Regions from separate parts of the Homo sapiens genome. Here region 2 is linked to region 1. A link is an interaction called in ENCODE POLR2A ChIA-PET data of the cell type or tissue named here. Cell type or tissue: GM12878. All regions are shown on one strand.

Region 1 (5,000 bases):
TTGTGAGCTGTCAATGTTTGATGGGTAGATCCTGAAACATTAACTGATTAAATTCTTCAATGCTATGCGGTCATATTGGTGGCCTCCGCTGTTCTGAGCTTCTAAATTTGTGTATCGACACATGGGAATTCACTAAATGTGCAGCAGAGAGCAGAGTGGAACATTGTGGCATCAGCTTGAAATTTCCTAAAGAGAACCAGTGGAATGATGTTGAAATCAATTGAAATATTATTTATTGATTGCCTATGTTTTATAGCACCTAATAAATTGTCCAATCCCTTAAAAACACTCCATCTGCCTAATTCTCCATTTCCAGTTGCAGCAGATACAAGGATACAAAGATACTCTGTACTGGTAGAGAGGGATGATTTCAGGTTTTCTTCACAGCACCGGGCTCCCTGACAGCTATTCTTCGTGCTTGTGCACACTCACAGTTTTCAATTTCAGTTGGGACAAGAGAAGTGTTTTTCTCCCATATTCAGTTGTCTTGGTATTTTTTACCCTGACGGCCTCCCCTACCCTCCAACACATGTGCTTCCTCAGAGCTTCTTCATCCATATGCTAAGAGTGGGGTGTGGCTTCTCAGCATTTTGTGTTTCACTGCACACCTGGAAACCTATGGGCTAATGACCCTGTGAGAATTTGGGTGGTAAGGAGGCTGCAGAGATCAGCTTCCTTTTATAGATGTAGAAACTGAGGCCTGGAGAGGTGAAGAAATTCATCTGAGATCATTCAGCCAACAAATATCAGGACAGCACCTCTAACGTCAGTGCAATTTCAGCTTTTCCACTAAGGTATACTGGGAGGAGTGCAGTGGTATGTACCGGGCTGAGTCCTGGTTAAGGGGTTATAGTGGACTGACCAAGGAGTGAAAGAAAAAGAATATAGTGGCCGGGTGCAATGGTTCATGCCTGTAATCCTTGCATTTTGGGAGGCTGAGGTGGACGGATCACCTGAGGTCAAGAGTTTGAGACCAGCCTGGCTGACATGGCAAAACCCTGTCTCTACTAAGAATACAAAAATTAGTCGAGTGTGGTGGCACATGCCTGTAACCCCAGCTACGTGGGAGGCTGAGGCAGGAGAATCGCTTGAACCTGGGAGGCAGAGACTGGTGAGCCGAGATCGAGCCACTGCACTCCAGCCTGGGCAACAGAGTGACTCTGTCTCAATTAAAAAAAAAAAAAAAAAAAAAAAAAGAACACTGAATCAGGGTTTGGGTCAGGGTTTGTTTGAGGTTGTATTAGAAGCATATCTTTCGGTCAGGAAGCATGAATATTCTCTCTCTGATATAAGCGAAAAGGAAGAGATTAAAGGCATGACGAAGATCAGGTCTTTTTAAATAGGTGTTTACTTTCTATTGAAACCACGGAACAATGAATATTTATTCATCATCAGGTAATTTGGGGTAATGGAGTATAGACAATTTCTGGTTTTACCTTCTTGCCTCTTTGGGTCCGTGCTGCCTTTTGTTTTGCTTAAAATGGGCTAAAAGAGAAAGCAACTGAAACACTTTCCAGATCTGATAACTTCCGAGATCTCAAGTGAAACCTCTGGCTCGCGTCCAAGGGTGAGGTCACACAGTCTGATATTAGTTGGATTTATGTTGGTGTGTCCACCAAAATACAGAGCAGCACACTGCCATAATTCTTGACAGCCATTTATTAGGTAGGTAGGAATGGCACTTGGGTCAGTTGTATGCTGTGTATTGCCACCCAGAAGCATAGCCGATCCATGGCCATAGGCATTTCTTTTCTTTTTCAGTTGATAGTTTTAAGTTCATGTGGAAAACGTGCCTTTGGTTTTACCTGGTTTTATGCCTTTGGCCTTATCTTTGCTCACTCATACTCTTGAATTCAGATCTGTCTGGACACGTCTGGAGGTCTGGTGTTTTGGTCTCCAACAGTTTGTTTTCATGATTGTCTGAAGTACCTCTGGGAAAGTCCTCATTCTATAGGAAGACAGTTGAATTGGATAAGAAATATCTAAAGCACAAATAGACATTGCTTATGTCTGTCAACAGATGAGAACCTGAAAAAGCCAATTTTTCAAGATGGATCCCAAGTGGCTAAGTGGGCTTAGATTTAACATAGAGTCAAGCAGCCATTTGCTGACTTGAGGCCCCACACATACTCTGAGTTCCCCCAAACCCTGGAAACCCCCACATCTTTTTAACTTTGGGACGTTGAGAACTCACCTGAACCAACCAATCAAAGCTCAGCTGTATTGACCAATCAGGGCTCAGCTGTATCAACCAATCAACAGAACTCACTTGTGTCAATCAATAGGAACTAAACAAGTTTCAGATCTTTGAATTAACAGACTCGATTGGAAACTTGGGTGGGAACATTTGCTGTAAAATCCAAACCCTCTTGTTGTTCTCTGGAATGCACCTTCCTTTTACACCAAAGCGTATTTCTCCAGTTTGCAGACTGTTCACTGAAATAAAGTCTCTTTTCTCCAAATTCCTTTTCAGAGAACTTTTGTTCACATCTTATACAAAACAGTAAGTAGCTGTTAAGTATATAGATATGGATAGTGACATTTATTAGATGCTTATTGTATGCTGTGTACCAGACATTTATTAGATGCTTATTGTATGCTATGTACCATTTTAACTGCTTTACAGATCTTCGCAGCAACGCTTTGAAGCTCGTGCTCTTATGATTTCATTTTACAAACAAGAAACTGAGAAACAGAAAAGTGAATAGGAGCTTGTACAGTCTCAAAGAGCTTACAGTGGAGTTAGAAAGTTAATACTCAACTCATTCATTCAACAAGCTGAATGCCTACTAGCAATTTGAGTTTATGAAAGTTTATGTACCTCTTTAAGGCTTGCCCAAAGGAGCTCACAATCGAATAGAGGGATGTTTATGTAAACCAAAGTTGAAAAATGTGTTAATAGACAGAAAGAGGATTCCAAGGGAAGCATGCTGCCAATCACTTGGATTACTTTCCAGTCGAACAGAATCATGTTGGAAACCTAGGGAGAATGGGCTGTGTTAAAAGTGAAAGCAAAATCTCAAGATGACTGATTTACCAAAATCTGTGTGCCACATTGAGTATGTTAAGTGGCATCAGTAACTACATCAGGGACAGGGTTGGCAGTAGAAGAGAAAGTGGCTTGTGCAGCCTTGGGAAGTGACATCACTGGGAGCTCAGCAGCTAAATCAGTATCTTGGCCATTAGCACTTTTGACACTGGTTCTCACTGGCAGATACCACTGGATGGGACCGAGCAGGAGAGGAGGAAAGTGGCAGATACTATGTGATGGCTGAGAAGCAGTGTTGATGAGCTTATTAGTCATCTCCTGGCAAGTCCATGACATTTGCTTATGTTGATGGGGGGTGTGTGGGATGGGAGGAAGAGAACTGACAATTAAGGAGGCAGAAAATTCCTAGTAACATAATCTTGCACTTCAGTTTTGTATGTGTTTTGGGACATAAATTCCAGACAGTGTGAGTTAGCAGATGAGTGTTCTAGGCATATTCCTGTGCCTCAGCTCCTCTGTAGAATGGTGCTGGCAATACAGTTTGCCTCATTGGGCTCTTGTAAGCTTTAAATAGGTTATTATACATAAAGAGCTAATAGTGATGCCTGTAGCCGTTGTCTAAGTGCTAGCTCTGATGATGGTGACAAAGAAGTAATAGCAATCAGTGGTTTAGATTAAACCATTTTAGGCATAAACTGTTCTGCTAGAATCCAAGGGGAGATTTTTTCCCATCAAGGAGACATAGCTTGTTGGGAAGATAAGACATACCCAATTGCAGAAGTAATTAATTAATTCTTTTTTTTTTTTTTTTTTTTTTTTTTGCGATGGAGTTTCGCTCTTGTTGCCCAGGCTGGAGTGCAATAGCATGATCTCGGCTCACCACAACCTCTGCCTCCTGAGTTCAAGTGATTCTCCTGCCTCAGCCTCCCGAGTAGCTGAGATTACAAGCATGTGCCACTACACCTGGCTAATTTTGTATTTTTAGTAGAGACGGGTTTTCTCCATTTTGGTCAGGGTTGTCTTGAACTCCCAACCTCAGGTGATCCACCTGCCTCAGCCTCCCAAAGTGCTGGGATTACAGGTGTGAGCCACTGCGCTGGCCGAATAATTAATTCTTAACATCTAATTTCCTACCTGTGCACACTTATCCAGCCCAGGATTACCTTTTAGTACCTCTTCTTATGCATCCTCATTCTCTCTAGCCATGCCAGATGACCCCAGAGACCTAGATTAGGTTCTCTTATGTGTTCATGCATTCACATAAGCCATTGTAATCAGTCTAGAGTTCCTTTCTCCTTTGATCTGCCTGTTGAAATGGACATCCTTTCTGCAAAATCCTTCATATTACCCGCCCTAGACCCTCAGTTAATTCAGCTGTCACTGCATTGCCATGGTGCCCTGAACATGCCTTTTGGAAAATTGTTTTACCTGCGTATTTCTCTACTAGATTATGAACTCCCTGGGAGAAATTTATATATATTTTCATATTTCAGATTCGATGTAGTTGCCTTATGGAATAAATGAGTGAATATTTTTCTAACTCCATGGTAAACTGTTTTGAGACTGGATCTGTTAATTTTTCTGAGGCTGTTTTTTTTTTTTTTTGGCCTATAAAATGGGTTATTTATAAGCAGGAAGTACAGTGGTTAGAACAAAATGATAACTCACTGAATGTTGGTTATTTCTATGAACATAACTTTCAAATATTTGTATTCAGTCCAAACATTGTTTGGATTACATTAAGGTAACAAAAATGGCTACTTTTTATGTTCTGTTCTTCCTGAACTCTTAACTTCCCTGATTTATGAAAGGACTCTTCCTCCACTCCTCTCAGACATGCTTCCCTGGGGCCATTTACCTCCCACTAAAAATCAAATGAAGCTAATCTCCCTGGCTTGATATTGATTCCATCTAGTCCAGAGAGAATATGCTAATCACCTTTGCTAAGTGCTTTCTGGCTAAAGGTGTAAAAGCCTGATTCCATTTGAGGGGAAAAAATTGAAATTTCTGT
Region 2 (5,000 bases), 960 kb before region 1:
GACGTGTGGAGGGTAGGAAGGGAAACAGGCCCCATCAATATAAGGTTTATGATAACAGCCACTTTTTTTGGATTGGAAAAGATCTGATCAGGGATCCAGGGACCCACAAGAGATAGAGTCAGGTAAGTTCAAAAAGGAAGAAGCACAAGGAAGAAAAATCTTGTGTTGGCTCTGAGGTAACTAACCAAATACTCCTTGGAATAAATTCAGCATTTTAATTGATTGCAAGATTGCAGCAGCTAATACTGTGTGTATAGCAAATCCTAGTGCTCAGCACCTGAAGTAGTGCCAGACTTGGGGAGCGTCTAAAAATCAACAAAAGATCTGAAATATAACTTTATACTTTGCCTGGAAAACACCAGATGTTTAGTTCCTAGATCGTAGTTGGAGTGATAACAAGTTTTGATGGTCATGACATTATATTTTTTAAAATCCTCTGAAGTATGTATCATGTTGGCCTTTCCTCCTACATTGTCATCTTGAGGCAACAATCTTGTTATATCTGTCTGTGGATCTATCCCACCCAGTAGTGGCTCAATAAATGAGTGAATATGAGAATGAATACAGGAAGAGCTGCCCAGGCTCAGTGGCTCACACCTGTAATCCCAGCCCTTTGGGAGGCCGAGGCAGGTGGATCACTTGAGGTCAGGAGTTTGAGACCAGCCTGGCCCACATGGTGAAACCCCGTCTCTAGTAAAAACACAGAAATTAGCTGGGTGGAGTGATAGGTGCCTGTAATCCCAGCTACTCAGGAGGCTGAGGCAGGAGAATCGCTTGAGCCCAAGAGGCAGAGGTTACAGTGAGCCAAGATTGTGCCACTGCACTCCAGCCTGGGTGACAAAGCAAGATTATCTCAAAAAAAAAAAAAAAAAAAAAGGAAGAGCCTTCTTCATAAAATAAATTATAGAGCCCACACTGTAGTCTTGAACTTTGAAATCCTAACCCCTGGCCAGAAGAGGCAGCAAAAGATGATGAAGTAAATGAGCTTCAAGGGTGAGAATTGTTCCCCACAGAAAGCCACCCACTACTCTGCACTTTATGTGCAGGAGGTAATCCAGGCTGTGATACCACACCCAGGGAGAAAGCCATCCAAAAGAAACAGAGCAAAAGGAAACAAAGATATGCAAGAATCAAAGGTCTACACCATCTCAAAGTAAGAGGTTTTAAACTCTTCCTTTGTTTCCTGGACCAGACCTTCACACCTTGCTGTTTCTTCTCATCCTCCTCTGCATGGCAGAGCCCAGAACACTCAGGATTCCACAAACACATCGTATGTAACAGAAAAGGTGACTGAGCCCCAGAAGGCTTACATGGCTTCCCAGTGTCAAAACGGGCAGTAGGGAAGGGAGCCCAAATCTGGTGCTCCTCAGTCCTGTGCACAGCAATACCTTGTACATTTCCATTTTCCTCTCACTAGGCTTAGACCACTCTACAGAAATTACTTGACTTATCTCAAGGGTACTGAACAGAGTTCACCAATAAGAAAAAACAGAAGATGAAAACAGAAAAAAATAACAGCAAATGAAGGTGGTGATTTTTTAAACTATAGGGATTGAAGGAATCCACTCTTGAAATAACTACCCTGATGCTTTAAAACCTTCAGGGCAAGGATTTCTTGAGAATTTTATTGGGAAGACAGCCTTCTTGTGTTTTTAGAAGATGCTTCACACAACAGACTTTAATTAGAGAGTACTTGGCTGGTTTGTTTTCCTTCCTCTTCATTCTGTTCACTTCTTATTCACCTGACTCTCAGATTTTTTAAAAACAACTTTTACCAACTTAAAAGAAAAAAAACCAAACAGTTTAAAGGGAAAGTTATATAAAGGAAAGCACCAAAGTTTTTATCATTATTTAAAAGTATGCCGGGGAAAGATACATCTATTGAGAATACATTTTATTCAATCTCCATAGGAATAGAGGATGCACATTACACTTAACACAGGATCACTTTTAAGGTTTCTTCAAGAGTCTAGCATTGTGTGTGGCACTTTATATAGCAAATACTGAATACATGTGTACTGAATAAAAGGAAGGGAAGGAGAACTCTTTATCACTCATAGGCAGACAAGTAGTGAAGTGTGTGTTTGGGACATCTGCAAACTTTATTTTTAGTATCACTGCCCTTAAAAAACAATATAGGATTCATTTGAATTATGATATAGCTGACAAAAGATATCTCAAACATATATATTGTGAAAAAAACACTCTGGAATTGAAGAAATATACCTATGAGCTTATACAATGCTGTAGTAAACTTGCATATGATAATAGAATCAATAGATAAAACAATAAACATGCTTTATGTCACCTTAAAGTCCCTATTGCCTAAAGGATAAGAATAAGCCCTTGAGGACATTCAGGGTACTTATTTTTTTCTATTACATTCTTATTCATTTGTCCCTTGAGTAGTGCCCTAATGATATCTCCTCTATATCTTTTTTTTTTTTTACCATTTCATACTCCTGAAATGTTTACATTACCTTTTTCTCATGATATACTTACCATATGATGACAGTTGGTAGTAATGTGTTAATCAGACATACTAATATTTGCTACTACATGTGTTGGCTAATATATCGCCCCTGTAGTGGCAAATAAGATGTATTTTCCCTGTGTTTGCTTTCCTGTTGATATTGCTAATGTAATAACCTTTGCATATTCCTCTTTAATGAACTCTGACCTTGTAGAAAGTGAAGCGGTTTATGAATTTGATTACTCTTAAAACTACATTGCTTAGTTTTGTCCTCCTAGTGATAGGTAGCCTACAGCTAAAGTATTAATTCAGACTGAAAATAATACATGTGAACCCAACAAGGTTCACATGAGACCAGTGATAGTGGTATAATGGCTGCTGCTAATGAGGCACCTGAAATCACTGCTAACTGATAAAATCAGTACAATTTATCAAGTGCTTATTGTTTGCAAGAAACTGAGTGCTTTACATGTGTGATCTGTTTTTCCTCTTAGAACAGGCTAGCTATATAGATATTATTATCCTCAATTTTCTTTTGCCCACTTTTTTGAGATGGGGTTTTGCTTTGTTGCCCAGGCTGGAGTGCTGTGGCTATTTATAGGTGTGATCATAGCGCTCTACAGCCTTGAACTCCTGGGCTCAAGTGATCCTCCTGCCTTAGCTGGGACTACAAACATACACCACTGTGCCTGGCTGTTATTTTTGTTTTGTTAATTGAGAAGCCATGGGTTCGAAAGGTTAGATAACTGGCTAAACCGCATAGCCAGTTAGCCGCTGAACTGGTTTCTAATCTATTCTAATTCGCAAATGCTTTCTACTCTACTGCATCTTCAAGGAAGCCTTCCCAAACTCTTCCCACATATGTTCTGTGCTTCATAGTACCCCTGTACAACAGGTCTCTGTCTCTTTGGGCACTCATAATGGTGCATCATGATTACTTATTTATGTAGAAATCCAACATGACTGTTATCATAAGGGAGATGTTGTCTTATCCATCTTTGTATATCAGTGCCTGTGATAACACACACTTCATACACCTAATAAATGTTTACTGAATGATGTGATAGCTCAAAGTTTAGTTTATTAACTGTTCCTTGACTTCATGCCTCATGTACTGAAGTACCTTCATATCTGCTGAGCATCCAGTTTTGGAAGAGTTTGGGAACGGTTGTCATATATGTTTCTCATGAGTCACATTTCTGTGAAGATGTACTGGATGGTTAGGGATTCATCTAAGGGATGCGTTATGTTTATTTGCCCAGCTAAAATACTATAGCGATAGATAGTATCTTTAGGGCTGTCTAGAACAAATGAGCTTATTGTATGATTATCGAATTTGTAGATGATCCAGGCTCTTAACTTCTTTCTCCTCTTCCTGCTTGTTAACTTACACTGCTTTTTAAAATCTCCACTAGAGAGGATACATTAAAATCAGACAGTTTGTCTTGGTTTTAGTTTCGTGAATTGGCTGATAGGGAAAAGATGTTAAAGCTCTTGGGCAGTAAGGAAAAGAGTAAGTATCTGGATTTTATGTATTTAAGACACATGCATGCATATGTTCATTGCAGCACTATGCACAATCACAAAGACATGGAGTCAACTTAAATGCCCATCCACAGTAGACTGGATAAAGACAGTGTGGTATGTGTACACCATGGAATACTGTGCAGCCATAAAAAAGAACAAGATCATGTCCTTTGCAGGAACATAGATGGAACTAGAGGCCATTATCCTTAGCAAACTAACGCAGGAATAGAAAACCGAATACCACATGTTCTCACTTATAAGTGGGAGCTAAATAATGAGAACATGTGGACAGATAGAGGGGAACAACAGATACTGGGGCCTGCTTGAGGGAGATCAGGGGGAGGTGGGAGAGGTTCAGAAAAAGAAAATATCGGCTGGGCGCAGTGGCTCACGCCTGTAATCCCAGCACTTCGGGAGGCCGAGGCGGGTGGATCACGAGGTCAGGAGATCGAGACCATCCTGGCTAACACAGTGAAACCCCATCTCTACTAAAAATACAAAAAATTAGCCGGGTGTGGTGGCGGGTGCCTGTAGTCTCAGCTACTCTGGAGGCTGAGGCAGGAGAATGGCGTGAACCTGGGAGGTGGAGCTTGCAGTGAGCTGAGATCGCACCACCGCACTCCAGCCTGGGCAAAAGAGCAAGACTCCGTCTCAAAAAAAAAAAAGAAAAGAAAAACAAAAAAAAAACATCAAGTACTACGCTTAGTACCTGGATGACTAAATAATCTGTACACCAAACCCCCAAGTCATAAGTTTACATGTATAACAAGCCTGCACATGTACCCCTGAGCCTAAAATAAAAGTTAAAATGTTTATTTTAAAAAGTTATTCTGGTCCTCCCTCTGTCATGAATAGTTCAAAGTAACTTATCTCCCTTTAAGAGACTTGCGTGTCTCAAAATTGTATGAGAATTTTAGTGCATTACTTACAACCTGCGCCAGAGAGGGCAAACTGGTTAATCTAGATTGCAAGTGCTTATTAAGGACTATTCCTATATTCA

What was found. Peaks named below come from ENCODE experiments on the same cell type or tissue, not always from the same donor. Only the 100,000 strongest peaks of a DNase experiment are listed, where the experiment ranks them.
Region 2: POLR2A ChIA-PET joins it to region 1 with 6 read pairs; 2 of 35 experiments call an interaction of 5 or more read pairs at or near these places.

Annotation. Positions count from the first base shown.
Region 1 is chr6:21,912,736-21,917,735 of GRCh38, forward strand. The region is part of intron 5 of CASC15 (cancer susceptibility 15); the gene reads left to right. Among named protein-coding and RNA genes, the nearest start is that of NBAT1, 230 kb to the right of the region's middle. RefSeq lists an enhancer at 1,472-1,521. In GM12878, no CTCF peak of the experiment used is centred here; a DNase peak (open chromatin) is centred at 3,063; H3K4me3 peaks cover 589 bases.
Region 2 is chr6:20,957,114-20,962,113 of GRCh38, forward strand. The region is part of intron 10 of CDKAL1 (CDKAL1 threonylcarbamoyladenosine tRNA methylthiotransferase); the gene reads left to right. Among named protein-coding and RNA genes, the nearest start is that of CDKAL1, 430 kb to the left of the region's middle. In GM12878, no CTCF peak of the experiment used is centred here; no DNase peak of the experiment used is centred here.